Regions from separate parts of the Homo sapiens genome. Here region 1 is linked to region 2. The links are chromatin loops, found by intact Hi-C in ENCODE. Cell type or tissue: HCT116. All regions are shown on one strand. Links, peaks and the distances in the headings refer to the core of each region. The heading gives the core; the rest is flanking DNA. Region 1 has its middle 30 kb from the start of TMEM30B. Region 2 overlaps LRRC9 (leucine rich repeat containing 9).

The links. Peaks named below come from ENCODE experiments on the same cell type or tissue, not always from the same donor. Only the 100,000 strongest peaks of a DNase experiment are listed, where the experiment ranks them.
Region 1: a loop joins it to region 2, with 4 times the contacts of the local background. A loop is called at or near these places in 3 of 110 quality-filtered maps.

The regions. Positions count from the first base shown.
Region 1 is chr14:61,243,463-61,259,867 of GRCh38, forward strand. It overlaps a transcript of PRKCH not described here. Among named protein-coding and RNA genes, the nearest start is that of TMEM30B, 30 kb to the right of the region's middle. RefSeq lists enhancers at 11,307-12,506, 11,481-12,241. In HCT116, for the core only: a CTCF peak has its summit at 9,521 (motif pointing left); a DNase peak (open chromatin) is centred at 9,489.
Region 2 is chr14:59,956,545-59,972,949 of GRCh38, forward strand. LRRC9 (leucine rich repeat containing 9) reads left to right here. Exons shown (of 33, transcript NM_001395648.1): 9 at 3,274-3,470; 10 at 4,370-4,501; 11 at 10,045-10,221; 12 at 10,552-10,669. PCNX4-DT (PCNX4 divergent transcript) reads right to left here. Exons shown (of 5, transcript XR_943918.4): 5 at 12,549-12,858. Among named protein-coding and RNA genes, the nearest start is that of LRRC9, 45 kb to the left of the region's middle. RefSeq lists an enhancer at 8,743-8,802. In HCT116, for the core only: a CTCF peak has its summit at 8,657 (motif pointing right); a DNase peak (open chromatin) is centred at 8,677.

The DNA of each region.
Region 1 (16,405 bases), core at 4,787-12,786, 1.3 Mb after region 2:
GAGAATAACATGTGCAAAGAGCCTGAGGCATACAGTATATTTAAGAAACCAAGAGCAGGCCAGAGTAGCTACAGCTTGGGGAACGGAGGGTGTTCAGGTATGGCAAGACCAAGCAAGCATGGCCTTATAGATCTTATTAATGGTTTTTGCATTTTATTTTAAGAAGAATTGAAAATCAAGGTTTTAAACAGAATATAGTAACAGAGAGCTATGTCCATTTCATATTTTATTTTTAATTTCAAATCATTTGTTATCTGTAAGGAGTTCTTGGATTTGGATTTTCAAGGCCAATTCAATGGACTCATCCTATATATGCATGAAAGTGTTTTATAAAAAGCCTTTTTTCTTAAAACATTAGCTTCCTCTGGCCAGGCACAGTGGCTCATGCCTATAATCCCAGCACTTTGGGAGGCCAAGGTGGGAGGTTTGCCTGAGCCCAGGAGCTTGAGACCAGCCTAGACAAGATGGCAAGACCTCATCTTAATTAAAAAAAAAAAAAAATACAGCAACACTTTAGCTTTCTCTATACAGGGAGCCTTGGATTTTGAAAGCTGCACATCACCGCAGCCTGGCTCTCCCATCATCAGTTTGGGGCAACGGAGCATGCTGGAAAAAACAGGAGCATAGAGTAGAAGGCTGAGCAGCAAGAGACCCTTCTGTGTACACCAGGGAGTTGAGGCATGAGACCGCCACATGAGCATTCTGTCATGAAATTTCATGTGCCATGGAAATGCAAAACAATTCAATTCCCAGACCAGCTGCGGTCAAAATACAGCTGAACAAACGACAAGAGCTAGAACCTGACAAATTGGGAGGGTTTTTTTCAGCTGAGGAGTGCAAAGCTGGGTCACTGTCATGCCGATTAACTGTAGTTCAAGCTTAAGTGATGATCTCAGGGACCCCAACCTGAAACGGTATATGAGTAATCGTCACATGCCAACACGAAGTTACATTTGTTACAATGCTTTTGAGTTTGCTTTGCATTTTTGTTTTAAACCTACCCTGCTCTATCATCTTAGGAAATCACTGTATCAGAAGTAATTAGCCATGTGGCTGCTAAATAACAGATGAGAGGTTTCCAGCAAATGCCCCTCTCTAGTGCTCCTAAATCAACTGGGCATGTCCTGACCTCCAGGTGATTTGAATGGCAGAGGTAACTGCCAAAACACACCGCTGGTCCTGGAATAACTCAGAGGTTTAGTGGACTCTGGAGCCACAGTAACGGGCATCTGGTAGTCAACCTTTTCCTGTAATGAGGAGTTATTAAATATTCACATCAGGAATTGAGGCTTTAGTCCGCCCTCAACTGGTCTTCCAACCTGTTACCTATTATGCCTCACACTTTATATACCCCCGAATACAACAAGAAGAAACTTGTGAATGTTCTATAAAACCTGCTACTGACATCAGGGTGGGTCTTTGAGGCTTATGGTTATCCTAATAAAACGAAGGAATGTGTAACAGACTGTAGCCGGCAGACCACCAACTACTTTATTGTTTAAACACAAAAGCAAAACTTTGGTAAACCTACTATACCTGAGGCACAGCGTGTGGCTGTTTCTTAACCCTTGAAGACTGTTATGTACCCAACTTCAGCTGACATCTCTATGTTTCTTGTTTCCCTCCATGTGAGGAGTTTACTAAGTTACATGCTTAGACAAGAAATACCTGTTGATGGAGTGGTTATGAATTACAGATTGGAGCTTGCAAATCAATTTGGAATTTTAAAAAAATAAACTCAAACCAGATCTGTGAGGCCTGCTTCTCCACAGACAGCATAAGCATGAGGCAAAAGAAGAGCCCCAGCAGATAGGCAATCAGGTAGCCCTAAGATAGGTCGGAAAGAGGTCTTCTGTGACCCCAGAATCCTCTTTCTTGATCTCTTCCTTTCCCCACCACCACCCTCAAGCTCAGAAACTCAGTATCCTACTCTTACCTTGATGCAAATGCAGGAAAGGGTCTGCATCAGCAGAGGAATGGCAGGAAACTCTCAAAAGAGTTAAGTGCAGGGAATTAATCAAAGAAGTTATTTCGTGAGATGTGGGCAGGTAATGGAAACCAATGAGAGACAGAGGAGCGCCCAAGGACTATTACCAGCAGGGAGCTGTTCCTCCCCACCAAAGGGGCCAAGGGTGAAAGAGCGCTGATGAGAATTAAGTAGGCATTTTAGTAAAGGAAGCCGGTGGGGCAGCCTTACAGTGGTCAGCCTCCTAAGGCACAGAGTAGGCCGCAGAAGGACAGAGAGCCCATCTGAAGAGGCAAACAGAAAATAACCAGCACAGAGTCTGGCATTAGATTATTCAATCTGTTACCATGTTCAGGTTCATTAGTATCCAAAACCTAGTAGGTGTGAAAGAAAAGTTAGGAATCATGCTAGTATTTTATTTTTAATCCTTGCACTAAAAAGTTTCCAACCATCAGTGAGCAGATCTGGGAGGATGGAAAGAACGACCTATTTCTGTTTCTCAGTCATACCCAAACATTAGTGGTCGCTGGTCTTTTGAATGATCAGTGATGTGAGGGAGAGCTTCCAGGTGAGACCTGATATAAGACCCTCTTTAGGAGGGTCCTTCGCCCTCCCAAAGTGCTGCTATTCATTGGACAAATATTGAGTCCAATGCAGTGTCCACTTGCAACATTTTGCAATAAAAGAATTTTCTAGGCCAGGCGCGGTGGCTCACACCTATAATCCTAGCCCTTTGGGAGGCCGAGGCGAGTGGATCACCTGAGGTCAGGAGTTCAACACCAGCCTGACCAACATGGCAAAACCCCATCTCTACTGGAAAAAAAAAAAAAAAAGCCAGGTGTGGTGGCACGTGCCTGTAATCCCAGCTACTTGGGAGGTTGAGGCAGGAGAATCACTTGAACCTGGGAGGTGGAGGTTTCAGTGAGCCAAGATCGACCCACTGCACTCCAGCCTGGGCAACAGAGTGAGACTCTGTCTCAAAGAAAAAAAAAAAAGAATTTTCTTATTAAGTTTGTTTAATCATCATGAATCCATGCCCCTCATTTCAGTCTTGAACTTTTGACAGAGTCTTCCCCAAAATTTCTATTCCTCTGGCCTTTCTCCCTTCAAATTATATCTCCCACAGAACCATCAGATTATTCTATCTAGAAAAATAAATCCCTGCTTAAAACCCTGCCCTGGCTCCCCATTATCTATAGTGTCAAGTCCAGACCCCAAGAATGGACTCCCAGGTACCTCTGCAGCCTCATTTCTTCTCTACTCTCCTCCTTGCCCTTTAAATAACAACCATGTTGGCACTTTTATTTATGTGTGTGTGTATTTATTTATTTATTATTTTTATAGAGACAGAGTCTCCCTATGTTGCACAGATTGGTGCTAAACTCCTGGGCTCAAGCAATCCTCCCACCTCAGCCTCCCAATGTGCTGGGATTACAGATGTGAGCCACTGTGTCCGGCCATGTCAGCACTTTTTCTCATGTCTTTCCAGGCCCATGAGACCCTCTTCGGCCCCCATTGTTGGCCTGCCTGTCTCCCAATGGTTATTTGAGAAACAGCTCAGGGTAACAGCTCCAGGCTTCCATGCTGAGATGCTCTCTAGCCCTGACTCTTCTTCAACAGAGAATTGCCTGCATCACGTTGAAATGCCTCATCTCCCACCTTCACTGGGAACACCGTAAAGGCAGGAACTATGTCCTATTCATTGAATAATCAATAATCCTCCCCAATATAGTATATGGTAAGAGTTGGCATTCAAAAATATATGATAAACTAAACTAAATGATGACTTCCCAAAAAGAAAGTGTCCCCTTAAAGCAAAGTTCCCTAGGACATTAGACTTTTTTTTTTTTTAAACTCTGTAGGAACACAACGTATACAGATACTTCATTATTGTTACTAGGTTTCTCTATATGTTCAATGTATACCTCAGCCCCTTAGGAACTGGTTTAAATGAAAATCCAAGAAGTTTTGAAAACTGATTGATTAAATGATGTTTGGTAGAATGAATGAAAGGAATTGAAAGTTGGCCAGGCATGGTGGCTCACGCCTGTAATCCCAGCACCTTGGGAGGCCGAGGTGGGCAGATCACCTGAGGTCAGGAGTTCGAGACCAGCCTGGCCAACATGGTGAAACCCTATCTCTCCTAAAAATACAAAATTTAGCCAGGTATAGTGGCATGTGCCTGTAATCCCAGCTACTTGGGAGGCTGAGGCAGGAGAATCGCTTGAACCCTGGAGGCGGAGGTTACAGTGACCCGAGATTGCACCACTGCATTCCAGCTTGAGAGACAGAGTGAGACTCCATCTCAAAAAAAAAAAAAAAAAAAAAAAGAAAGAAAGAAAGGAATTGAACAGAAAAAATAAGCCATAGAGCATCTGACTTATGGAGGCTTTTAAAACACCCTGCAGTAGACGAGGTAAAGTTACACAGTTACCTGAAGACAACAGTAGAGATCATCTGGAAATACTGGCATTGGTAGGCTGACCTCCATGTCCCCATGGGCCTTATTTTCTATAATTCTAAAATGGCTTTCAAATACAGGATACTCCATCAACTTGGAGATGTAATCATCCAGTGTCATTTCACAGTGGTGCAGCTGTAAGACTTCCTTGTATGGTCTGGGAGTGTGTTTCTAAGAAATAGGAGTGCTAAACGAAATGAGTCAAACATACCTCAGTTCTCATGAGTTATATCCCCTGACCACATTATTTATCACCTAAAATCAATATCCTCTAGATGTCTTTATCTTCTTGGTGTTCTCTAGCACTCCTGTCCTGGTGGGTTGACCCATATCTAAAATGCAACCTCATCCATTCAACTGGAACTCACCCACCTAGAGTTACTGGAAAACTTGCATTTCACATTTGGCATGTTACCTCAACCATCAAAATAATCTGGAGTTGGTTTATCCTTTGGAAAACTATTTGCTGCAAGTCAAAAAATCATTAGTCAGAAAAAGGATGTTAATGACAGAAAAACCAGAGCAGCATAAACAAAGCTAAGATACTGGCTGCCAACCACTCAACCTGTGGAAGGGCAGATGGAGGGGGTGCTTTTTGGCCCTCAGACTTCATACCAGCTTACCAGCACCGTAACTATCAATACCATCTGAGGGGGCCTGAACAAGGAAAGCTTATGTGGTCAAAAGGGGCAAGGAGATGCTTCAGAAATTCCAACTCCTCTTGAAGAGTGTCCAGTACTGGGAATCAAAATTAACAAAATTATCCAATAAACCTCCTGCCTCACCACTGCAATGCAAATATTTTCTTTTCTTTTTCCCCTCAGAATGTGAAGTTAAAACTCACCTAATTCAATGGTTTTATGTATGTATGTATGTATGTATGTATGTATGTATGTATGTATGTATGTATGTGTGTGTGTGTATGTATTTAGAGACAGCATCCCACACTGTTGCCCAGGCTGAGTGCAGTGGCTTGATCTCGGGTCACTGCAACCTCTGCCTCCCGGATTCAAGCAACTCTCATGCCTCAGCCTCCCAAGTAGCTGGGATTACAGACATGCACCACCATTCTCGGCTAATTTTTGTATATTCGGTAGCGACGGGGTTTCGCCATGTTTACCTGGCTGGTCTGAAACTCCTGACCTCAGGTGACTCGCCTGCCTCGGCCTCCCAAAATGCTGGGATTATAGGCATGAGCCACTGTGCCTGGCCTCGATGGTTCAATTTATATGGACAACAAGCAACTGGAAACCCTGGCATTATAAGCAGCATATTTATTGTGTATGGTGTGGTCTAATTCTAGATAAACCACTTATAAAACCACCTATCCCCACTTAGGTCTCCAGTTAAAGAAGCTTTAACAGTGACTGCAGCTTCATCTGTATAGTTGCTTCTCCTCTAACAATTATGGCTGGGACACAGCGCCCTTCTCTAGAAATGAGTGCTAGAGCCAGGGAGCAGGGGAGGAGTCAGTCTATCCGAATGCAAGTTCTAAATGTAAGAAGGTGTCTGTTTTGTACACACTCACTTTGGCAGCACATATACTTAAAAAAACATTGGAGTCATACAGAGAAGATTAGTATGCATGGTCCTTTACAAGTATGATGTGCAAATTTGTAACGCGAAGCTTTCCAAAAAAAAAAAAAAAAGGGAAGTGTTGACATAAGTGTGAAGACCATGATAAACAGGTATAGAGATTACCATTTGCTCCACCAATGGCAAATTTTTTTTTATTATTTTTTATTGTTTTGAGACAGAGTCTCGCTCTGTCTCCAGGCTGGAGTGCAGTGGTGCAATCTCAGCTCACTGCAACCTCCGCCTCCTGGATTCAAGCGATTCTCCTGCCTCAGCCTCCTGAGTAGCTGGGATTACAGGTGCATGCCACCACACCCAGCTAATTTTTGTATTTTTAGTAGAGATGGGGTTTCACCATGTTGGTCAGGCTGGTCTCAAACTCCTGACCTCGTGATCCACCCACCTCGGCTTCCCAAAGTGCTGGGATTACAGGCGTGAGCCACCACGCTTGGCCCACCAATGGCAATTTACCCAAATGTATTGAAAACTTATGTCCACAAAAAAAATCTGCATGGCTGGGCACGGCGGCTCATGCCTGTAATCCCAGCACTTTGGGAGGCCGAGATGGGTGGATCACTTGAGGTCAGGAGTTCAAGGCCAGCCTGGCCAACATGGTGAAACCCCATCTCTACTAAAAATAGAAAAATTAGGCAGGCACGGTCGTGGGCGCCTGTAATCCCAACTATTCGGGAAGCTGAGGCACAAGAATCACTTGAACAGAGGTTGCAGTGAGCCGAACTCCAGCCTGGGCGATAGAGTGAGACTCAGTCTCAAAAATAAATAAATAAATAAATAAATAAATAAATAAATAAATAAATCTGGACACGGATGTTGATAGCAGCTTTATTCATAATTGCCAGAACTTGGGACAATGAAGATGCCCTTCAGTAGGTGAATAAATAAACCACAGTACATTCCGACAATAGAATATTATCTAGGAATTAAAAAGAAATGAGCTATTAAGCCATGAAAAGACATATGGGAAACTTAAATGCGTTTTACTGAGTGAAAGAAACCAATCTGAACAGGCTACATGTTGTATGATTCCAGCTATATGACGTTCTGTCTCCATAGGCCAAACAATGGAGACAATAAAAAGATCAGTGGTTGCCAAAGGTTAGGGGGAGGAGGGGACGGATAGGTGGAGAACACAGGATTTTTAGGGTAGTAAAACGATTCTGCATGATACTGCAATGGTAGATACATGTCATTATACAATTTGTCCAAACTCATAGAATGTACGACACCAAGAGGGAAACCTAAGGTAAACTACAGACCTCGGGTACCAATGTAGGTTCATCGATTGTAACAAATGTACCACTTTGGTGGGTTGTTAGTGGGGGAGGTTGTAGGCATGTGGGGCAAGAAGTAGATGGGAACTCTCTATATTTTCTGCTCAATTTTTCTGTAAACCTAAAACTTCTCTAAAAAAGCCATTTTTTAAAAAAAGGTCTAGCATATTTTAAAAAAAGATATAAAGGAAGCAGAGTGAAAGTGGATCTTTTAAACATTTGATTTAAATATCAGTGTTCAGCCACTGAGAGGTTTGGAGTAGTCAAAAAGGGATGTTTTATTTTTTAAATTTTTGTGGGTACATAATAGGTGTATATATTTTGTGGGTACATAGTAGGTGTATATATTTATGGAGTACATGAGCTACTTTGATACAGGCATGCAATGTGTAATAATCACATCAAGGAAAATGGGTATCCATCCCCTCAAGCGTTTATCCTTTGTGTTACAAACAATCCAGCTAGACTCTTTTATTTTTAAATGTACAATTAAATTGTTACTGACTATAGTCACCCTGTTGTGCTATCAAGTACTAGGTCTTATTCGTTCTTTCTAATTATTTTTTGTACCCATTAACCATCCCACTTTCCCTCCACTACCCTTCCCACCCTCTGATAACCATCCTTCTATTCTCTATCTTCATGAGTTCAGTGGTTTTGATCTTTAGCTCCCACAAATAAGTCAGATCACGGGAAGTTTGTCTTTCTGTGCCTGGCTTATTTCACTTAACAAAATGACCTACTGTTCCATTCATGTTGTTGAAAATGGTGGGATCTCTTTCTTTCTTATGGCTGAATGGTATTCCATTGCATATATATGCCACATTTTCTTTATCTGTTCATCTGTGGATGGACACTCAGGTTGCTTCCAAATCTTGGCTATTGTGAACAGTGCTGCAACAAATATGGGAGTGCAGATATCTCTTGGACATACTGATTTCCTTTCCTTTGGGTACATACCCAGCAGTGGGATTGCTGGACCATAGGGTAGCTCTATTTTTAGTTTTTTGAGGAACACTAAATCATTCTGTAAAGTGGTCGTACTAATTAACATTCCCAACAAAACTGTATAAGGGTCTTTTTTTTTTTTTTATTTGTTTTGAGATGGAGTTTCGCTCTGTCGCCCAGGCTGGAGTACAGTGGCACAATCTTGGCTCACTGTAACCTCCACCTACTGACTTCAAGCAATTCTCCTGCCTCAGCCTCCTGAGTAGCTGGGATTACAGGTGCACGCCACCACGCCCAGCTAATTTCTGTATTTTTAGTAGAGACAGGGTTTCACCATGTTGGTCAGGCTGGTCGCGAACTCCTGACCTCGTGATCTGCCTGCCTCAGCCTCCCAAAGTGCTGGGATTACAGGCATGAGCCACCGTGCCCAGCCGAGGGTCTTATTTTTAACATGTCTTTTTTGATCCAGCTCCATCCTCACCAGATTGCTTCCCTCAGTATGGAAACCCATGCCTGCCTCCCTTGGTGTCATATCAGAACTTGGCCGTGGGGCAGCATGATTCCTCGTTGGTCTGTCCTGTGGCTTCAGGAGAAGGCCTTGCTCTGTGGGGAGGAAGGAAGACCGTGACTTTCTCCAGCACACCTTTCCCATGCACCCACAGATTTGGGATCTGGTCTCAACAACCCATGTGAATTTGCTCTGAGTTCCTGACAGAGGAAGCTGCTAAAGTTAAGAACTAACTTCCACCCTTAGTGGACAATCACTTGAGATGCACCAAGGGTTGGACCACCTTGCTCTGCCAAGGTCAGAGCACTCACTGAGGCCAAGCTCCACTCTGGGATGAGATATCTGGCTGAGAGTGGCCTGGACAAATGGAAACAGAGGCAACGTGACTTCCCCTTTCCCTATTTGCACAGCTTGATAATGACACACAGAAAGGAGACACAGTGTATATGTAAGTTTAACAGCACAAGTAAAACTAATAATTTTCCAATAAGAAGTGACCAATTTATTCAAAATTTGAGAAGTTTAAAGTACAGACTTGAAGCCTACTGTTCAAACACAGTCATTATTAAAGTATACATTTCTCAAACATTGCAATCCCACCTCCAAAGCCACAGATTCTTTTCTCCTTAGTCTCTCAGGCCTGAAAGTCTTTGTCCGTATTTCTTCATTCTGCAGCCTGACGGTCACGCCCCTGGTACTGAATACACACACACAAGCAAGGGACTCTTCTGAGCGTATGGTGGGCAAGAGAGACCTCTGCTGGATGAATGATGGCAAACAAGCGCTGCTCGGCCTTAGCAGAAAAACAAGAAACAGTTTTTACAGTGGTGCTTTTGGAGGAGGAGAAAAATTGTTTTTGTTTTAAAATCACCTTTTAAACTCTATGAGATTAAAAACCAACCCCATAATATATGTTTTTTTAGGTTTCTAGAAACACCGTTTGTGGACTGTGCCATTTCTACAGCCCTTTAATACTTATGTTAAGCAATTTTTTAAGAGCTCCGTATATTCTGCACCCAGGTTCTAAGAGCAGCTTAACTGCCTAATAGCTGGACTGTTTCTTTTCTAATTGCCTGCCAGTGTTGCACATTTTCTGTGCACAGGCAGGGATGCGTGAGGCATGATTCTCATAGACCCAAAATCAGGATGGACTTCAAGACTGAGTTTTCAGAACTCCTGGGGAAAGGAGATGTGTTTGAGATAGGTCAGCAGGGGACAAAAGCATTCAAAGAAAACTTGGCACACCTTGCCAGACTTTTCCCCTTGGCTGCATATTTTCAGAATCCTTAGGTCCTTCACTGGGGTGGGGGGCAGGGAGAGTGAGTGCTTTTGAAAAGAGGAAGTTCCCTTGCACACAGCATATATCCTGATGCATTAAAATATGCTCAAGTTTGCAGTGTCCTCTTTACACACTGTGTTTCAGGGGCACAGCAAAGGCAGAGCTTGGTGGTTCAACTCTCTGCCTCTCATATAATGCCTAATTATACTGGTTTCTAATCTGACTCTGCCTAATTAGGCAACGGTGCGCAAGTTTTCCAAATTTCCTAAGCCTCGGTTTCCTCCTCTGCAAAATTGGATTGGTTGTAGTGTCCACTGCAAAGTGTTACTAGGAGAGTTTGATGAGATAATATATGGTCAGTGCTTAGCATAGTGGTGGCTGGCCTATAGTAAATGTTCAATGAACACAGGTATAATTATTAAAGGTGAGGTAAACACGTACACAAATGTTTGTGTACATGTTTCCTTCCTTCTTCCCTCCCTCCCTCCTCCCTCCCTCCCTCCCTCCCTCCCTCCCTCCCTTCCTTCCTTCCTTCCTTTCTTCTTTCAACAAATATTTATAGAGTTTCTACTATGTCGAAACTCTATGCGAGACATTGAGGAGTATAAAAAGCTGAAAAAGTTATGTTTCTATTCTCAGAGAGCTTTCAGTCTCTCTCATGTTTTATCATTTGGATATAGATCAGTGATTCTAAAAGCTGTTTGCTAACATCCCAGAATGGCCTTAGAAGAAAATTCCCCAAATTCTCAGGAAAATAAATAACAAGCTTTTACCTGAAATATTGATTTATGCCTTTCCAATCTTAAAAGACAGAAAAAGTCGTGATAAAAATCATGCTAGACCAGGCACGGTGGCTCATGCTTGTAATCTCAGCACTTTGGGAGGCCAAGGTAGGAGGATTGCTTGAGCTTAGGAGTTTGAGACCAGCCTGGGCAACATAGGGAGACTTCCATCTCTACAAAAAAATGTTTTTAATTAGCCGGGTGTGGTGGTGTAAGCCTGTAGTCCCAGCTACTCGGGAGGCTGAGACGGGAGAATCACTTGAGCTCGGGAGGTAGAGGCTGCAGTGAGCTGTGATTACACCACTGCACTCCATCCCGGTGACAGACCCTGTTTAAAAAACAAAACAAAATAAAACAAAACAAACAAACAAACATAAAAACCTACTAAAAGATTGGCAATCATAGATGTCAATTTTTGAGAGGAAAGTTGTTGGTAGGCAAGCCTTTAATTTTGGGCAAGAATAAAAGCAAGTTGATTTTAAGGTTTCCCTGGCTGTATGAATATTTCTTCCAAAGGACATGGTCAGAAATCTCCAGGGAATTTCAAATCTCTTTTCTAGGGAGAATCCAATTTTTCTGGTGTAGACCAGCATCGCCAAACCATCATCAGTGCAGCATGGCTTCCTCCTTCATTCCTCCTTCACCAGCTCTGTACTGCCGCCTGCCAGGTTCCAGGAAGGGCGGTGATGCAGATCCGTGAATAACCAAGACAACATCCCCTGCCTGGGAAAGCTGCCCTGTTCCATCCTCACTGCAGTCCCACACTCTCTCAAAGGGACCCTTCAAGATTATGGCAGCCCTTCTTGCTGCGCTATCAGGATTAGGGCTGGAGTTGTGAACCCAGAATAGCAAATTCAATTCCTCTCAAATCAGTTTCTCAACGTTGTCCTCTAACCTCTTAGCAGGATTGAGGGAGTTTCTTTCTCTTCATTAGGCAGGTTGTGGGACTCACTTAAACCAAGCAGCAAAGAGGTTAATTGACCAGGTTTGTGTTGTTATTTATATGTCATGTAAACACCCAGCTGGTCCTGGCCTTTACATTTGGCCATATCTCAGCAGGGATCACAGGATAAACTTGACACTTGTGAGACTCCCCAGAGAGGTCTTGAGATTGGGAACACATTCTTTTGAAGTGTATCATCCGCTTCAATCTATTCTTTAGGCCAAATCCTAATAATCACACCTGTCCTCCTTGTAAGGGTCCAATTGTGGATGAGGCAATTTTTCCTTTTTCTGTCCGAAGAAGAGATTATTATCTTAAAAAAAAGACAGTCTTGTAAGAGGCAAATTCAAATACAGATTAAAATAATAATAATACTTAGCATTTCCACCCCACCTTTCATCTGCAGAGCTCAAAGTACTTGGCAAACATTAATTAATTCTCAAAACAGCCTTATGAGGTGAGTAGGGGTATTATCTTTATAATAATATATAAATACTGGCTGGTTCATGAAAGCAGCCACTTAAAAGGGACAGTGCTACAGGATTAGTTTCAAAAACAGTCTTCTCACCTGGTCTAGACTTAATAATTTTGGATAACACATTTGGGAGTGCCAAATTTCCTAATAATACGATACCCTAGAGTGAACATATATACCCTTTCAAAGTGATGTCTCTAGTGGTTTAAGGCAGTCTTATCTATTTGAAGGAAATTTTTAATGTTAAAAAATTCTAATTGTGGGTTGTTCACTTGAAATGATGTCAGTCTACACATGAAAGGATTCTAAACTGTCCTAGTGCATAAAGTTTAGTGGCGCGAGTCTGGGATTCTATTTCAAATGCATTTGCACTTGAAGGGTTGGTGACAATTTCAAGGTTTTATGTTTTTACTCATCGATTTAAATTTTGAGCATGTCGCAAATCACAGTTCCATGACTTGTCAAAATGCATACCAACCAGAATTTCTGTCTCATCACCAGAGATGAAAAATACCAAGACAGATAAAAGCTGACCAGGAATGCATTAAATTGGCTCCCAAATGAATCATACAAAAAGGTGGTCTATTTTTATTTGGTATCCTTTTCTTCCTTTGTCTCCTGTCGTGACCTCCTTTAGCAAATAGAATAGTATTCCATTTTCCAGTTGCTAACCTGAATTCCCCGGAGTTGGTTTCTGAGCATAGAACCGTCAGTGAAGCCCACCGCCTGTGGGGTGTGTTCTGTCATAGCTTTGGTTCCATCTGTGCTTATTTTTCCTGAAGACAATGCTCGTCTATGCGAAATTGTACTGGCTTTTTGATCCTGAAAAATTAATGCTTTGGGTTAGTAGAAATTATACTTTTTCTATCCTAAACTCGCCCCGCATCAAGAATTACCTTGCCCACAGTAAACATTAATTCAGGATTTTCTTTGTTTTATTGAGATGTAAAAATATCCCTAGACTCTGGCTGAAATCATTGTTCATTGTCTTGGTTGGGTAAATCCTCTATTTTAAAGTTGTATTTGTTGCTCCGAATTTTTTACTTATTGATCCTAGTATGTGAATTGGTCCACTTGATCATGAAAGAAACCTTATATACCACTTAACCATGCAGTATTGATCTGCTAAATCTATCTGCTTGCCTCTGTCAATGGCTTCACTTAGCAGCCTCAAGAGAGAAAACCTGGTTTTGGTCTCATAGCTTTGGTTGAGCTGATGGTCTCCAATCTCCAAAGTGGGATAAACCAGATTCCTTCACTGTGTTTATCTTGGCCCGCCATGTCTCTTTATGGAGAAAATGGTCCAAATAAAGTGCTTCCTCTGTGTATTTTGACAGGAAACACTACTAATATGCTTTCCTTTTGTTGTGTGCCTTTCTCCTTTCTCCCAGTGTTGTTTAAATATTTTCAGTACAATGACATATTTATTAATCCACTACTCTCTGCATGGGGCATGAAATGATTGGTTCTTCTGTAAAGCCCTCTTAGAAAAGGTGGTTTCTCCAGTGAGAGTTAATAATATTACCACTATTCATGTAAAAAAACACTGAGACAATCTCTTAAAAATGGAACACATTTATCTAAAACAGCTGGTAAAGAAAGCACGCAGGCCCAGCCAGAGGCGGCGAGGTCAGAGGTCAGGGTTAACACCGATCTCGGTGGAACTTTGAAGCTGACATTTTACAGATTATATGTGTCTCAGTGCACAGTGGGCATGGCATATAAATTGGACTTAGAGACCCCTATTTGTTCTCTGCATTTTTATGAGCCCACAGAGCTCTTCTTTGAAGCAGCATACATAGAAAATAAAAACTCATTTTAATGTTGTGGAACTATTTACAATAAATCACATTTACATCCTGCCTTTTCCTAAGCATAAGATCTTTCTCCCTCTCTCTCTCTGTCACACACAGACACACACACACACACACACACACACCCCCACACACACACACACACGCATACACACACATTCATGGAGTCTATTTCCCAACCTGGGGAGCTTATTTTTCACCTTATAGTATTGTAAACCTAGCTTCCTCTCTCTCTTTGCCTTGACTTAGGAATCAGATTAGAGATTCAGCTATATTTAGTACCACAAGGACACCTTTTGTAAGTCATGTGAGGTGATTCAGCTAGAACGAGCACTCTTCACTCCCAGGACAATCCCCTGATACCATAAAATGCTTGCTATAGCATGGCACTTCAGCACTAGAAGAAAGCATCTGATTTCAAAGAGATTGAGTTCCACTCTGGAACTAATTATATCATTCGTTTTATGGATTTTTTTTTCTAAGTTGCTAGGTGTTTTAACTGGAGAAGGCTGGCGACCAAGAGAGAAACGTACTGGCAGAGATTCTGCCATGGGCACTTTAGCCACCTAATTAATTTTCAATAAAAACTCGCAATAGTTAATTTGCTCTAGACCCCAATGTAAATCAAACTGAGACAAATAGGTTAAAATTAGAAATGTGTGATGGAAACCATGTTTATGGTCAAAATTACCTTTCACCCTGGAAATAACACAGATTGACAGGGAAAGAAAATGAGACCACACAGGTTTTTGTTCAAAGAGACTCTTAAGTGAATTAAACATTTTATTAAGGGGAAACCTGGACCAAAAAAAAGTTTCCAGGATCTATGAAATAATGTTATTTTAATAAAAAGTAAAGTTTTAAAAAGAGTTACCTTAAAAATCACAAGATTAAGACATTTTCATTATACAAAGTTGCCTGGTATCCCCTTTTATTTTTTTCCCAGGCTTAACATGATGTAGGGTATAATAGTAAAAATACTATAAAGTTATTAAGTTCCTGGGTCTAAGTTGGCAGACATACCCACCCAGTGCCACATTCCTTCAGCTCCTATGTTTCAAAACATTACTTTCCTACATCAAATAACCATTTTTACTTTTATGAGAACACAGACATAGATTTTTTATGATTTTATAATTATACTTCAATCCTCCAATTAAAATGCCCAGACAATATAGATATCTTTGGCCCAGTCTATTGGACAAATATTATTATTAAAGTTCCCTCCAGGACTTTATATTTGCAAAATATTTTGTGGGCTTTAATCATTTTAAATTGCCTTAACTTTGCCCATTTTCTCCATGCCACTCTGTTATTTCTCAGGCAACCATTTCATTTTAACCCACAAACTACTCATGTGATGCAAGGTGAAATAAGCTAATTTTTTAACATATTGGAATGTTAGTCTCAGTGATTGTTAGCTCCTTCCTCGTCCTTTGCTGAACATGGCAATTCAAACCACCCCTGGATTCTATTTTTATTTCACTTTTGCCAAGTTCACGAAGTCAATTCCCTCTTTCCCACTCAATCTGGCTTTTCTTCCTGCCCCAAAGGAATGATGTTGTCACTGTGATGTCTTCTAATGCACTATAAATGCCGTGATGAATTGGAGGCAGGCTGGTTTCTTCTGAGTGGGAGTCCATTATCCTGTCAGAGTGTTCCTTTCCTGTAACTTAATTTTTATTGTAACAAATGACTAAGTACCAAAAAATGAAACAATGTGATGGGCCGATCTAAAGTGGCCTTCCTCTGATGGTAAGTAGAGCAGAGTGACAATTGTTTGCAGCTGCTTTCCACAGGGCTCTCTGATGACATTCACTACCCAAATTGGAGTTATCAAAAGCATTTTCTGGGCGTTTATGGAAGATCTTCATTCACACTGACTGACTAACGATACCAATATAAATAAAGTGCTTTGCAAAAGAGGTCACGTTAAGAGTAAGAGTGGAAGAGACAGATTCTCAAACCCGGCTGCACGTAAGAATCACCTGGAGATCTTGTTAAACTGAAATTCAGGGGCTCAGCTCCCATCAAAGGAGATACCCATTTAGTCTGCTGAGGTAGGACCTAGGAACAAGCATTTTAAACAAGCATCTCTGCTAAATCTGTTGAAGCAGTCATACACATTATACTGTGAGAAACACTAGCCTAGAGCTCTGGTCAATTAATCTTTTCAATAAATCTCCACTGCACACTTGACCTTTATTTTATAACAAAGCATTTTTTTTTCCTGCTTGGATTTCTAACTAGGGTAGTTCACTCAAATCCTAGTTCCAATTTGAATATGATCTGTTCACAGTTGGTCCATTTTCCCCGATTTGTTTTACAGATTAATAACCAACATGTCTGAAAGGTTAAAATC
Region 2 (16,405 bases), core at 4,422-12,421:
GGGGTCTCCTGAATACAGAACAGCAATGGGTCTTTACTCTTTATCCAATTTGCCAGTCTGTGCCTTTTAATTGGGGCATTTAGCCCATTTACATTTAAGGTTAATATTGTTATGTGTGAATTTGATCCTGTCATCATGATGCTAGCTGGTTATTTTGCACATTAATTTATGCAGTTTCTTCATGGTGTCATTGGTCTTTATATTTTGTTATGTTTTTGCTGTGGATGGTACTGGTTTTTCCTTTCTCTATTTAGTGCTTCCTCTTGTAAGGCAGGCCTGGTGGTGACAAAATCCCTCAACGTTTGCTTGTCTGTAAAGGATTTTATTTCTCCTTCGCTTATGAAGCTTAGTTTGGCTGGATACAAAATTCTGAGTTGAAAATTCTTTTCTTTAAGAATGTTGAATATTGGCCCTCACTCTCTTCTGGCTTGTAGGGTTTCTGCAGAGAGATCAGCTGTTAGTCTGATGGGCTTCCCTTTGTAGGTAACCTGACCTTTCTCTCTGGCTGCCCTTAACATTTTTTCCTTTGTTTCAACCTTGGAGAATCTCACGATGTGTCTTGGGGCTGCTCTTCTCGAGGAGTATCTTAATGGTGTTCTCTGTATTTCCTGAATGTGAATATTGGCCTGTCTTGCTAGGGTGAGGAAGTTCTCCTGGATAATATCCTGAAGTGTGTTTTCCAACTTGGTTGCATTCTCCCCATCACTTTCAGGGACCCCAATCAACCAGAGATTTGGTATTTTCACATAGTCCCATATTTCTTGGAGGCTTTGTTCATTCCTTTTCATTCTTTTTGCTCTAATCTTGTCTTCATGCCTTATTTCAGTAAGTTGATCTTCAATCTCTGATATCCTTTATTCTGCTTGATAGATTTCAGCTATGGATACTTGTGTATGCTTCATGAAGTTCTTATGCTGTGTTTTTCAGCTCCATCAGGTCATTTATGTTCTTCTCTAAACTGGTTATTCTAGTTAGCAGTTCCTGTAACCTTTTATCAATGTTCTTAGCTTCCTTGCATTGGGTTAGAACTTGCTCCTTTAGCTCTGAGGAGTTTGTTATTACCCACCTTCTGAAGCCTACTTCTATTAATTCATCAGTCTCATTCTCTGTTCAGTTTTGTGCTGTTGCTGGAGAGGAGTTGCGATCATTTGGAGGAGAAGAGGCATTCTGGTTTTTGGAATTTTCAGCGTTTTTGTGCTGGTTTTTCCTCATCTTCATGGATTTATTTACCTTTGATCTTTGAGGCTGATGACCTTTGGATGGGGTTTTGTGTGGGGGTCCTTTATGTTCATCTTGATCTTGTTGCTTTCTGTTTGTTAGTTTTTCTTCTAACAGGCCCCTCTTCTGCAGGTCTGCTGCAGTTTGCTGGAGGTCAACTCCAGACCCTGTTCACTTGGGTATCAGCAGTGGAGGCTGCAGAATAGCAAAGATTGCTGCCTGCTCCTTCCTCTGGAAGCTTCATCCTGAAGGAGCACTGGCCTGATGCCAACCAGAGCTCTCCTGTATGAGGTGTCTGTCGACCCCTGTTGGGGTATGTCTCCCAGTCAGGAGGCACGGGGGTCAGGAACCCACTTGAGCAGGCAGTCTGTCCCTTAGCAGAGCTGGTGCACTGTGCTGGGCGAATCCCTCTTGTCAGGATTAGCTGCTCTCTTCAGAGCTGGCAGGCAGGAACGATTAAATCTGCTGCAGCTGTGCCCACAGCCACCCCTTCCACCAGGTGCTCTGTCCCAGGGAAGTGGGGTTTTTGTGTGTAAACCCCTTACTGGGGCTGTTACCTTTCCTTGAGAGATGCCCTGCCCAGTGAGGAGGAATCTAGAGAAGCAGTCTGACCACAGCTGCTTTGCCACCGGGCCCAGACCTCCCAAACTCCTTAGCACTGTCAGGGAAAAACCACCTACTAAAGCCTCAGTAATGGTGGACACCCCTGCCCCAACCAAGCTCAATCGACCCAGGTCGACTTCAGACTGCTGTGCTGGCAGCGAGAATTTCAAGCTAGTGGTTCTTAGCTTGCTGGGCTCTGTGGGAGTGGGACCCGCTGAGCAAGACCACTTGGCTCCCTGGCTTCAGTCCGCTTTGCAGGGGAGTGAAAGGTTCTCTCTCGCTGGGGTTCCAGGTTACCCTGCGGTACGAAAAAATACTCCTGCAGCTAGCTCAGTGTCTGCCCAAACAGCCACCCAGTTTTGTGCTTGAAACACAGAGCCCTGGTGGTATAGGCACACGAGGGAATCTCCTGATCTGCAGATTGCAAAAACGGTGGGAAAAGCATAGTAACCCGGCTGGGTAGCACAGTCCCTCACAGCTTACCTTGGCTGGGGGAGGGAGGTCCCTGCTCCTTGCACTTCCTGGGTGATGTGACACCCCACCCTGCTTCTGCTCACCCTCTGTGGGTTGGACCCACTGTCTAACCAGTCTCACTGAGATGAACAGGGTACCTCAGTTGGAAATGCAGTAATCACCCACCTTCTGCATTGGTCTCACTGGAAGCTTAAGACCAGAGATGTTTCTATTCAGCCATCTTGGCCCCTCCTCAGTACAATTTATCTTTAAATTACATAAGGCTGAGATTAGAGTTAGACAAAAGAGGTTCTTGCTGTGGGCCCAGAATTTAAGGGAGTACCCAAAAACCTTAAGTAATCAAGATAAATAATATTCCATGCAACATTTTTAAAATATCCAAATTAATGCAAAAAGTTCATTATGATAAATTTAAAAACCCCAAAATAACAAAATCTTAAGACCAGTGCTGTGCTGAGTCATGTAAGAGACTAAAACAAAAGGAAAAATGTGCACCCCTATATATATGCTTTCGTGTAATTTTAATAGTTATTTTTTTCCAGAACACCAAAGTGGTGAAAAATACTGAAAAATTGAAAAGTATGTGTGTTAAAAATTACATTATTTGAATTTTAAATATTTGTACTAAAATCAGTATTTATTTTAATTTTACTTTGGCTTTAATAGAGGCGAACTTATTAAAAAGATTTGAAAATCTGTTGCTTTGCTTATTTTCAATTGGGAGACTGCCCTATTTGAAGTGGTTAAGGTCGGCACTTGGTCAAGAGAAACTGGCTGACTGAATTTGCACCCAACTTGAAATCACATGTTTGGCATGTTTTTATGACATCTGGCCTGTTTATTACCTAGATTTCCACTTTGTTCATTTAAATTAGACATTTGTTTAATAGATCCCATTAAAACTTAACATCTGAATTCCGACTTTGCCTAGACCATGTTTTATTTTTATTTTGCTCTCTGACACATTGTTTTCCACAGTTGGAACGAGAACTGGCTGAACTCAAGGGCTCGGGCAAAGGGCACAGTGATGGATCCAATAACAGTAAAGTAACTGATCCTGAAACACTGAAGAGTTGTGAAACTGTCACTGAAGAACCAAGTCTTCAACAGAAGATATTGGCCAAACTAAATGCCTTGAATGAAAGGGTAACATTCTGGAACAAAAAACTAGATGAGTATGTTTAATTAATTATCTAGTTGTTCTGATCTGAAATGGAGAGAATCAGAATGTTTTGGGCCATCAGTTGACCCTAGTTCCCTTCTTCAGGAGTATGAACAATTACAGTATGAAGTAAAGCATGAAATATATTCTTAGTACTAGTTCCTAGTACATATAAGCATCATGGGATAAAAGCTGGCTTACAGTTTTTTGCAGAGGCAGTTCTTAATTAGGAACAGTAAGCTTCCCCCCAGTGGATTCCTGTCCTATCACTGCTCTAGTGTCTGCAAACTAAAAACAATAGAGCCTCTGCTGGTGGATAAACTCACCAAATAGATGAGACCTGGCAAAGCCCAAACACAGTAGAAACAAGTTCAGGCTCAGTTATCAATTAGAAATGTAAAGCAAGAAGGCTTAGCAAGGACTGTGAATTTTTTTATTTACTAAGGCACTAAGTGGATAAATTAGTGTGCCCTGTGATAATGCTAACAATAATAGTAACATATATTGGGTTTTTACTTTGTGCCAGACTCTGTGCTAAGATCTGTACATGTATTTTGTATGTAACTCTCAAAACAACCATTTTAGGAATAAGGACTACGAATATTGCCATTTTACTGAGAAAACTGAGGCATAAAAAGTCCAAGTGACATGTCTGAGATCTGAAAGCTGTAAGTGGTAGAGCAAGGATAGTCTTCTAGCCTTCACATATTCTGAGAGCAGCAAAATTAAAGGTGATTTTAATTGCCAAAAATAGAATGTCTTTGACATGGTTTAACTGTTAACACCAAGCTTTCTTTATCCATTGAAAGGAAGCCTTGTGTTTTAACATCAGTTAAAAAAAATCTATCATAAGTTTTAATGTTGCGATTTTTAGATCATTCTAATAGCTGTATGTATTTTTCTCTCCAATAGAATTGAAGCAATTTATCATATTGAAGTAAAACAAAAGAAGAAAAGTCATGGCTTATTGATCCCACTTTTGTTAATTGAGTTAGAGACTGTGGGAAATTTCCATTTTGAAGAAGGCACTCGATCTGATGACTGGTAAATCTGTTAGAAATTTAGTATAGCTTTAAAAATAACTTAAGTACTTAGGATCATCAACCAGAATATCAACTTATAAAATCTTAAAATGTCCCATTTTTGAAACATTTCTCATGCAGAATATTCATCTATTGAAAATTGGCAGGCATCTATTGAAAACTGAAAATTACCTACTTTCCGCCTATACATTTCTGTTTATGCCATTACCGTGAGCCAACCTTGAAGACATCCTAATGGTTTATCATTGCTCTTTACCCAATTTTTCTTAGCCCAAGAGCAGAATATAATTTAGAAAAAAAAATTTATAATCAAGTTTTAATTTTTAAAATATGTTTATACTGTTTGTTTCCTGACTGGATATAGTGCATGATTCTGAATATTGGTTGAGAAACTGGAAGAGAGCAGGAATGCCAAAGCAGGATTGGCAACAGCAGGTTGCCAACATGGGAGGAGACTGTCTAGCAAATCTTCTGTAGGTCTGTGGTCAGAGTGGAACCCACTGTTTAGAGATAGCTACAGTCAGGGTGCACACGAACACTACATGTTAGCATAAAGTATATGCTTATACCAGGAATTCAGGTCAAAAGCTTGTATCAACAAAAATGGAGAGACACCAGAATCAAGCAGAAAGCAGACAGCCAGGCTTTAGAACCAAGGCCTACTAGTAGATACTAGGAAGTGGTTGTGTTGCTTCAATTAGAGGGGCACAATTTCAAATTACCCTTAAAAAAAGTCTTGAAGAAAAATATTGTTAAGTATCACTTTCACATTTCTGAGTCATTTTTTCAGAACTGAAGAGCCTGTGAAACAGAGAAAGATTGCTCTAGAGCCACACAATAGGAACTGGGTACATGGAAATACACCAGGAGACATGTCAAACTATAGAATGGACTTGGCACATAACCCTGGAGCATGATTTTACTTGAAGTCAATGTCAAAATAAATACTAATTTTTATAGTGTAGAATGTAAAACTTACACTAACTTTTTAGAAAAAAAAACTGTTATTGTTATGGGTTACTTTAAACCAAGTCCCCTGATTTCTATTAGACATGGCTTTTTTCTCACCTCTGTGAGTAAAAGCTTCTCAAAGGTCTTGGGAGAACTCTGATGGAAAAGTGTAAGAAGCTCTTCGCAAGGGAAAAAGAGGCCTTTGAAAATACTTTCCTTTGTATTAGTACATCCATTTGCCCAGCAGTTACTACTGTTTGCTTAACCACATTTTTTGATTTTTATATACAAAGATATAAAAGGTGTTCATCCAGCTCCCATGTAAACAAGTAAAGGCCTTGATTTTTCAAGTGCAAAAACTGAATGGTGTGTCTCTACTGGGTGCACATTTATATTCACTCAACCTAAACAGGATTTTTTTTTTTTGAGATAGAGTCTCGCTGTGTCCCCGAGACTGGAGTGCAGTGGCCCGATCTCAGCTCGCTGCAACCTCTGCCTCCCAGGTTCAAGCGATTCTCCTGCCTCAGACTCCCGAGTAGCTAAGATTATAGGTGCATGCCACCACACCCACTAATTTTTGTATTTTTAGTGGAGACGGGGTTTTGCCATGTTGGCCAGGCTGGTCTCAAACTCCTGGCCTCAAGTGATCTTCCCACCTCGGCCTCCCAAAGTGCTGAGATCACAGGCATGAGCCACTGTGCCCAGCTCCAAACAGGATTTTTAAAAATTATTTGTTTCTTTTTAAATTATTGCAGAGGAAACTCTTTGCAACAAGTGGATTAGTGAAAAAAAAAAAAATGTAAAAGCAAAATGACCAAAAAGCCATTTAGATAACTATGTCAGCCTGATAGTAAATTAGATAGCTTTGATGGATTTTGATTAGCATTAACCTGTTTACTTGGTTTTAATAAGAGTAACTTTGATTTGTTTTAAGGAATATATCAAATATATGTTAGCAGAATTTAAAGTACTGTTTTTTAGTTTTAGCATACTGCAAGCTTGGCTACTTTTCCTCTGATCTTTTATGTATGTTAAGAAATAACTACTAAGTGCTTTAAATTGCTATGCTACATTTCTAGTTGTTTTATTTAAACACTGACTTCTCCTATTAATATTTTTAAGGCTAAGGATTCAGTATTTAAATAAAAAGTATTTCAGTAGAACTAGGACTGAAAGATTTTCTGTTAAAATTATCTTTATGTCTTTAACAACAACAAAACACTGCATGTTTCTAATTGTATGTCATTATCTCTTAGCTTCATTTCTTTTATGAAATAAAATTATTATATTTTCCAGTTTACAAAAATCTTATTTTATAGAGACATGCTAGTTGAGTGGATTGTTGCTACTATACCTTTATTATTATAGATTTGTATTATTTACCGATGTGTTGCCAATTGAGTTACCCATTGACATCATACAACATTTATCAAGTAGGGACTTCAAAGCATAAAAGATGCTGTCCTTGTGCCTGAGAAGCTGTCAGCCTGGTCATAGATACAGTGTATTTACAACTAAAAAAAAAAAAACACCTTTAAAATACGACAAAACAATATATAAGTGACTCTGTAAGTTCCTTTGGGGAAGATATGATGTTTTGTGTCTTATAAGACATAACATCTAGCATGGGACTGGATTAATAGCCCAGTACATATTTACTAGTTGAAGCTTCCATATCACTTTATAGATACACAACAGTTTTGCTTTGGTGTATATAATGACTTTCAGTAATTAATCTGCCTCTTTATAAAGATTTCATGCTATACTATCTCAAGGAGCTACATAAGCAGAAACTTTCTGTTTTACAGGGCTTTGAAACTGTTGATTTAAGTCAGTAAGCCTGTAAAAGTATTTATTAAACCTTTATATAGGATTATAAAGTATATTTTAATAGATTACATTAAGCTTCAAACATTTAAAAACGTGTGTAGCCTACATTTGCTAAATGAGCACATTATTGTATATTAACAAAATGTGTAGGCATCTTTCTGTGTAACTGAATATATTAGTCATTGATATATATCATTGTGAATGTTTATACCTTCAAGTACCACTGAATGAATGAGGGTAAGGTACACAGTTCAGCTGACTCTAAAGGATTTGAACAGGAGTTATGATTAGTTTAGAGACCATACAGTGGAGAATATTGAATCCTCTACTGTAGGTGAAGAGTCTGAATGTAATTTGGAAGGTAACAAATGGCTGCAAAGGCTTTTGTTTTGTTTTATTGGCAGACTCTTCACCTACAGTAAAGGATCAGTGTTCTCCACTGTATAGTTTTAGACTATCATAACTTCTGTTCAACTCTTTTAAAGTCAGCTGAACTGTGTACCGCACTGCTCTTGAAGCAAACGCAGTACTCCACCACATAAGTGGTTTTGTTTGTTCTGTTTCCTTCACCCAGAATGCTTTTGCATACCTCACACTTACTTCATCATTGCTCAGCTGCTGAATTCCTGGGCAACATAAAATCTCCATGAAAAAATCACACTTCATAGCTCCTGCCTTCCTGGGGAACCAGCCTAGGAGCTAGGTATTGTTTATTCATTCCTTCCACCCATTCATGAGACGCCTCAAGCCCAATATCCCCTATATAGCAAAAACTTTATCTAAAACGCCTACAGCCCTAGTTTCTATCAGAGTGCAGAAAGCTTCCAGGACATGTTACTTAGGGGAAATTTGACAGATTTAGGCCCAGCAAATGATCCCTCTATAGGAGGGGCAGTAGCTTCCCCACCTCAGATGCTAATGTGGCTGTTTTGTAGGTACTCTAAACTGGTTAGCAGGCATCATGCTTGATTGCAACACTATTCATATCTGTCTCCTCTACCAGACTGCGAGCTCCTCTGGGATTAGTTTGGTTTAGGCAGCTCTCCTTTCAACTCTAAGGGAGAAGTAATTTATAAGATCCTGGCTGCATTGATTAAGTATTTGCTTGTGAGAAATATAGATGCCCTAAGTTAGGAGCTCAGCTATTAGGCTCAAGGAGAGACTACCCATCAGGAAGCTCACCTCTGTGACCTTAGCTCACACCCATTTCAGACCCTGGTTGATTATGTAGGTGAGGACCTAGATCTTTCATTAAAGGCAAATGTATTCCTTATAAGACCATTTACTTCCTTCTCAAAATGATCCGTTTTTCAATCTCATCTTAATCTAGGTTCTGTGCTAGACAGGACCGGAATTTTATGCGTATGGCCAGGTGAGGGCAGCAGAGAGCAAACAAGCACTTCAGTGTTATTTTCACACAGCTGGCCCCTGCTCCTCCTCCTCCAATTTTCAGATCAAATATCTTAACGTCTCTGAAAGGTCGTCCCCAAGGCCCTATCTTAAGTAGGTCCCCTTTGCATTCCTTACCCCAAGCTTCTCTTCAGAGCCTTTTTCAGTTTAGAAATTTTATTTCTGGCTTTACTTGTTTAGGCTTCATTAGAGCAGACAATGCCTCTTTCACATCCGTATTCATTGTCAGGAAGTTATTTCAGTAGTCCAATGAGAGATCGTGGTGATTTGGATTAGGATGGTAACAGTGGTGATGATGAAACACGATCACATTCAGGATGGATTTTAGATGTAGAGCCAGGCGGACTTGCTAAAGAATTAGATACTGGGGCCGGGCGCGGTGGCTCACGCCTGTAATCCCAGCACTGGGAGGCCGAGGTGGGCGGATCACGAGGTCAGGAGATTGAGACCATCCTGGCTAACACGGTGAAACCCCGTCTGTATTAAAAACACAAAAAATTAGCCGGGCGTGATGGCGGGCGCCTGTAGTCCCAGCTACTCGGGAAGCTGAGGCAGGAGAATGGCGTGAACCCGGGAGGCGGAGATTGCAGTGAGTGGAGATGGCGCCCCTGCACTCTAGCCTGGGCGACAGAGCGAGACTCCGCCTCAAAAAAAAAAAAAAAAAAAAAAAAAAAAAAAAAAAAAAGATACTGGTGAGGAAGAAAGGAGAGGATTATTCCTACGGTTTTGACTTAAGCTATCAGTTAAATGGTGGTGCCATATACTGAGATGGAAAATACTCAGAGGAGCAGGTTTGGGGTGCAGTGTTAGTTATGTTAGGTTGGAGTCACCTGTTTAACATGCAGATGGACATACCAAGTAGGTAGTTGGATATTCAAGTCTGGGTATAACCAGCTAAGTTGAGTAGAGATCAAGACTAGAAATAAAATGTTGTAATTTATCAGGATGTATATAAAGCCAAGGAACCACGTGAAATCATCTAGGGAGAGTGTTCGTGGAAGCAAGAGGAAGGCCAAAGGCTGATCCCTGGGCAGTTCAACATCTAAAAGTCTGTCTGAGAAGACCCAGCAAGAAAACTATGAAAGAGCAGCCAATAAGAGGAAGGCGTATGAAGTTTCCCTGAAGCTAAGAAAGTGTTTCAGAAAGTGAAGATTGCTCAACCAACCTGTCTTCCAGGCAGAACAAATGTGCAATAAATGAATAAATAAACGGAGCCACTATATGATTACTGTATCTTTAGCAAAAGACACAAAATATGAGCTATAACTTTTATCACGTAGTTTTCTGTTCTTAAACATTTTAAGGAAAATCTATTATTTTCTTCATGTATATTCTGTATGTATTCCCACATAGGTTTAATTTCTGCTATGAATTAATTCTGTCACGTTTTTGTGCCTGGGACTTCAGAACATACGGTATTACAGGAGTAAAAGTAAAACGCATCATTAAAGTTAACAACCGTATTCTGAGACTAAAATTCGAAGAGAAATTTCAAAAGTTTTTGGAGAATGAAGATATGCATGATTCAGAGTAAGAAGCTGAATTCTTTATGGAACAACTTTACAAAAGTGTGACTGTATTTGTAAAATTTCTATTTTAAAAGTTTACAGCATTAAAAATATACATATACCTTGTTAGTAAATGTTTCCTTTTTATGCATCTCCCATGGCCAGGATGACCTCATAATTTATCCACATTGAGCCTGTTTTTGAGGTTGAAGGCAGGGGAGCTATTAATAATGACACTAGAACATTGCATGTCAATGACAAATATCCCTGGCAGGACATATGGTTATCTTATCTATGGCTAAGCTTTTGTGAAATCAATCCTCAAACTTTTTCTGTTTCAATTATTCTTAAGGAGCTACCGAAGGATGCTGGAATGCCTTTTTTATGTTTTTGATCCTGAAGTTTCAGTGAAGAAAAAGCATCTTCTACAAATACTTGAAAAAGGATTCAAAGACAGTGAAACAAGCAAGGTAGCATAAAATGTCATTTAGAATAATGCTTTCTTCCTAGCAAGTGGAGCTCTGCCGCTGGTTAAGCATGATTTCCCAATCCTTTTATCCATATTTATAGTAAATTTCTACTGCTGTTTCACAAAAAGCTTAGTGTTATCATGGAAAGTATAGCATCTTTCCTCTTTGGATTATACCAAAGTAAGCCCATTAATTACTACTGCCTGACCCTACGTAATCCTTCTAGGCATCTTATTTTTATGTTGTGTTCCTTTTGTTGATGGTTTTGAAATCTGCTTTTTAAATTGGTTATAAATCTTTAATCTTTTGTAAACTCTCCAGTCTTCACCTTGAAGCAATTCAGTCACTTAACTCCACTGTACTTTCTAGCTATTGCTTTCCTTTTACTGCTACCATTTCTTTATTCTCTACTTCACTATCTCCATCTTGCTGCTGATCTTGCTTTATCATTGGTCACTTCTGATGCCCCAAGTATCCAACTAATCTTTCTCAGACCTCCACCATCTTGACAAGGCAGCTGTAGCACACTGGTGTAGAGCAGCGCTTCCCAACCTTTTTCACATCATGACACACATAAAATGATAATATTCCTGCATTTGGATCCCGATTTCACTCCTCACCAGCTATGTGACTTCACCTCTCTGTTAATCTGTTTCTTCCTATCTGTAAAATGAAGATAATAATAATATCTATTTTGCAGAGTTGTTGTTAGGATTTAGTGAGATAATGCATTAAAAATTTCTTGGATATTGGTACACCAGTGTTCATGACATCACTATTCAAATAGCCAAAAAAACTAGAAACAATGCAAATATGCATCAACAGATGAATGGATAAACAAAAGTGGAATATACATACAATGGAATGCTATTCAGCCATAAAAAGAAATGAAATTCCGAAACTTCCTACAACATGGAAGAACCTTGGAAACATTATGCTAGAGAAATAATAAGCCAGACAAAAATGGAAAAATATTGTATGATTCCATGTATGTGAAGTACCTAGAATAGGAAAATTCAGAGACAGAAAGTAGAATAGAGGTTACCAAAGGCTCTGGGAGAGGAGGAGGTAGGGAGTTACTGTTTAATGGGTACAGAGTTTCAGTCTGGAATAATGAAAAAGTTCTGGAAATGGATGGTGGCGATGGTTGCACAACAACGTGAATGTACCTAATGCCACTGAATTGTATGCTGGAAAATGGCTAAAATGGTACATTCTATCTTATGTATATTTTGCCACAATAAAAATATCACCTCCCCAAAAAAGCATTCCATCCACTCAGTGGAGAATGGGTTGGTGGGAGTAGAAGCAGATGACAAGGCACTATGTAGGGGAGCTATTGCAGCAGCTCAGGCCATAGAGGTTGGTACTGTCACTGCAGGGTGGTGGTGAGAGTGCCCTCATTGTACTTTATGGAGAAGTAAGAAGGAGGTGAGGAATTCAGGGTTTTACAAGGCAGAGTGAATTGCTCACATTCGGTCCAGAGAACTATGAACCATTATCGGGAGAGGGTAAGGGAAGGATGAGGCTAACACTTCTGTGTTTTCCACCTACCAGCCCTGTGCTGAGTACTTTATCTTCTGCATCTCCTAAAAGAGATGAACCACCTCCTTTAATTCTCCCACAGCTCTCTGTGCTGCTCTGTCCAAAAGAGTAGCCACCACCCACATGTAACTATTAAGCATTTGAAATGTGGCTAGTCCAAATTGAGTATGCTGAAAGTTTAAAACAAGCACCAGTTTTTAAAGACTGAGTATGGAAAAAAAACACTATAATTTTTATATTAGGTACATGTTGACATGGTAGTATTTTGGACGTATTAGATTAAATAAGATATTTTATTAAGATTTGCCAAAAAAAGATCTCTTGGACCAATGCCTGGCATCAAGAAAGTTTTTGATATTTTATTTTGATATTTTGATATTTTATTTTGAAAGTTTTAAATATTTTTATTTTTGAATTTTTACAATTGTCTGAAACATTTGACACTATTGGTTGCCTTCTTCTTTTTGAAACTCTCCTTTGGCATCCATGATATTACACTATTGTTATCCTCCTATTTTTCTGATTGTTATTCGCTTCCTTTTTGTTCCCCATTTTGCTTCTAAACATGGGAATACCACAGGTTAAAGTCTCCTGATCTTCCCTTTTTTCTTCACACACCATCAATTACTGTCATTGTTAAGATCCTAGAAATGGAAGAAACATCAGTGTGTAGCATGTAAAAGATCAGATGAGCTACATTTCTGTGCTATGATGTGTACATAATGGGTCAGGATAAATATTTATGTTCCGCATTGTTTAAGAGATGGGCTCTGATTTAAAAGACAGCCGTGTAAGCAGTTTAGAAGAGAGGTTTGGCTAAGGTTGGCAGTATCTACAGGCAGAGGGCTGGCCATAGTGGGGAAGAAGAAACTATTTGACTAGCAAACATATCTAAGGTTAAGTCCACTTTTCTAGTTGGAAGAGGAAGGATCTCTTTCTATCAATTCAGGATGAAGTGTTCAGTAGTAAGGGTGGGAGAGTACGTAAGTAAATCTGCTCACATAGCTTGAGTTCATTCCCTACCGAATATTGTTTGTAATCAAGGACTTGGTCAATAAACGCAAAGAGTATCACGTATTCACTTATGGTTTCTCCAAAATGTACATCTTCAGTTAGGCTATCTCTTCCTCTCTGCTCTGCCACCTACAGCTGCCATTCCTGCATGGTTAATATACTTTATTCTCTTATATAGTGTGTCTAAAACCAGCCTTTTAAAACTGTTAAGTTCAGGGTTACATGTGTAGGTTTGTTATTAGGTAAACTTGTGTCATGGGTGTATGTTGTACAGATTATTTTGTCACCCAGGTATTAAGCCTAGTACCCATTAGTTATTTTTGCAGCTCCTCTCCTTCTTCCCACCCCCTCCCTCCAGTAGGCCCCAGTATCTGTTGTTCCTCTTTATGTGTTCATGTGTTCTCATCATTTAGCTCCCACTTATTAGTGAGAAAATGTAGTATTTTGGGTTTCTGTTCCTGTGTTAGTTTGCTAAGGACAATGGCTTCCAACTCCATCCATGTTCCTGGAAAGGCTGCATAGTATTCCATGGTGTACATGTACCACATTTTCTTTATCCAGTCTAAGCATGTAGGTTGATTCTATGTCTTTGCTGTTGTGAATAGTTTGCAATGAACCTATGTATGCACGTGTCTTTATGATAGAACGATTTATATTCCTTTAGGTATATACCCAGAAATGGGATTGCTGGGTCAAATGGTAGTTCTGTTTTTAGGTCTTTGAGGAATCATCACACTGTTCTTCACAATGGTTGAACCAATTTACACTTCCATCAACAGTGTATAAGCATTCCTTTTTCTCCACAACCTTGTCAGCCTCTGTTATTTTTTGACTTTTTAATAATAGCCATTCTGACTGGTATAAGATGGTGTCTCATTGTGGTTTTGATTTGCATTTCTCTAATGATCAGTGATGATGAGCTTTTTTTCTTATGCTTATTGGCCACATGTATGTCTTCTTTTGCAAAGTGTCTGTTCATATCCTTTGCCCACTTTTTAATGGGGTGATTTTTTTTTGTAAATGTGTTTAATTTCCTTATAGATCTGGATATTAGACCTTTGTTGGATGCACAGTTTGCAGAATTTTTCTCCCATTCTGTAGATTGTCTGTTTACTCTGTTGTTTCTTTTGCTATTCAGAAGCTCTTAAATTTAATTAGATCCCATTTGTCAATTTTTGCTTTTGTTGCAATTGCTTTCAATGTCTTCATCATGTAGTATTTGCCCATTCCTACGTCCAGAATGGTATTGCCTATGTTGTGTGAGGGTTTCGATAGTTTTGGGTTTTACATTTAAGTCCTTACATTTAACTCCAACTTGAGTTGATTTTTCATATATGGTATAAGAAAGGGGCCCAGTTTCAATCTTCTGCATATGGCTAGTCAGTTATCCCAGCACCATTTATTGAATAGGGGTTCCTGTCCCCATTGCTTGTTTTTGTCAGCTTTGTTGAAAATGAAATGGTTGTAGGTGTGCAACCTTATTTCCAGGCTCTCTATTCTCTGTTCCATTGGTCTATGTGTCTGTTTTTGTGCCAGTACCATGCCGTTTTCTTACTGTAGACCTGTAGTGTAGTTTGAAGTTGGATAGTTTGATGCCTCCAGCATTATTCTTTTCGCATAGGATTGGCTTGGCTATTTGGGCTCTCTTTTGGTTCCATTTGAGTTGTAAAATAGTTTTTTCTAGTTCCGTGAAGAATGTCACTGTTAGTTTGATAGGAATAGCATTGACTTTATAAATTGGTTTGGGCAGTATGGCCATTTTAACAATATTGATTCTTCCTGTCCATGAGCATGGAATGTTTTTCCATTTGTTTGTGTCATCTCTTATTTTAAAACCAGGCTTTAATCTTTTGCTCATAAGCAGCTCTCTCCTGGTCTTCTTTCCTGATTTCCATAACAATACTGTCATTTCCTTCACTGAACATGCTCAAAGCCTTGGAATTATGTTCAACCCTCCCTTTTCCATTATCCCCACATCTAATCATTTTCCAGTGGCTCTTCATTTCTCTCCCTAATCCCATTGCCTGCGACCACTTTCAACCCTTAGAACTTTCCTTCTAATCTCTGCCATTGTTTCCCAATAGGCAACACTGCCCTTGGTCATGCCCTCTAGTTCTTCCATTTTTCACAGTACAAATTAATCTTTCTTAAAACATTATTTTCATAGTGCACATTGCACTGTGTCCATGATGAGAAACTTTCAGTAGCTTCGCATTACATGTAATGATGATGTCCACATTCCTCTGCCTGGCATTGAAGGCCTCTGACAACCCTCACAATCTATCTTCAACCTAACTCCCCATTACCAAATATGCCAAGTGACCCTAATGAAGTATGTAGTCTACTTGTGATTCTCCTAAGTACAGCTCATACCACCCTTTGATGAAATGCTGTTTTCTATTTTTACCCTGTAACAGACTTACTGATCCTTTAAGTCCCAACTCAAGGGTTTCTTCTTTTGTGTGGCTTTTCCTGAATTTTCAAACAGTAGGTGCCCTTTTACCTAGTTTGCAGGTTAATCCAAAAAGTCAGTTAAAATGGAGAACTGTAAACAGATGATTTACTTAACAAATCCTTTAATATAACTTAAAATACAAATTTACATTCATGTGTCAATCTTCTGTGCAGGTCCAAAGCCTTTGACTATGAAATTGGAACTCTAAGTAGTCTTTCTTGTATCAGCCGTAACCATGTTTCATATTAGTTTTGTTTTCCTTAAAGTTGAGCATGCACTTAAAGATTCTTGCAAAGTAACTCGAATGTAAAAATCCTTCTAGTTTGTCTGATTCCCCCCACCACCCCAAACTTCTGCATTTGCTTTATCTACACATGCCTTGCCAGAAGTTCTTAATGATTATCTTCTATTGAATTTTACTAAATTTTCCAAAATTGTTCAAAGAAACAACTCCTCTTCTATTTTATAGCTTTAAATAATATGCATAATTTCATAACAACTACAACTGGCATAAACAAGCTTGGGAACAAAATTAACTGACTCTTGGTAAGCATACAACACAACTGGATACAGTAGAAGTACATCCATTTTTTAAAAGTTCCATTTTATCCCTGAACTGCCATCATAGTATGAGTTATATAGACAACAGAAAATACTGGTTAATCCTGCAAATTGGTTAAGTGTTAGTTAAGTGGTGAACAACTGAAAAATTTTATTATAAC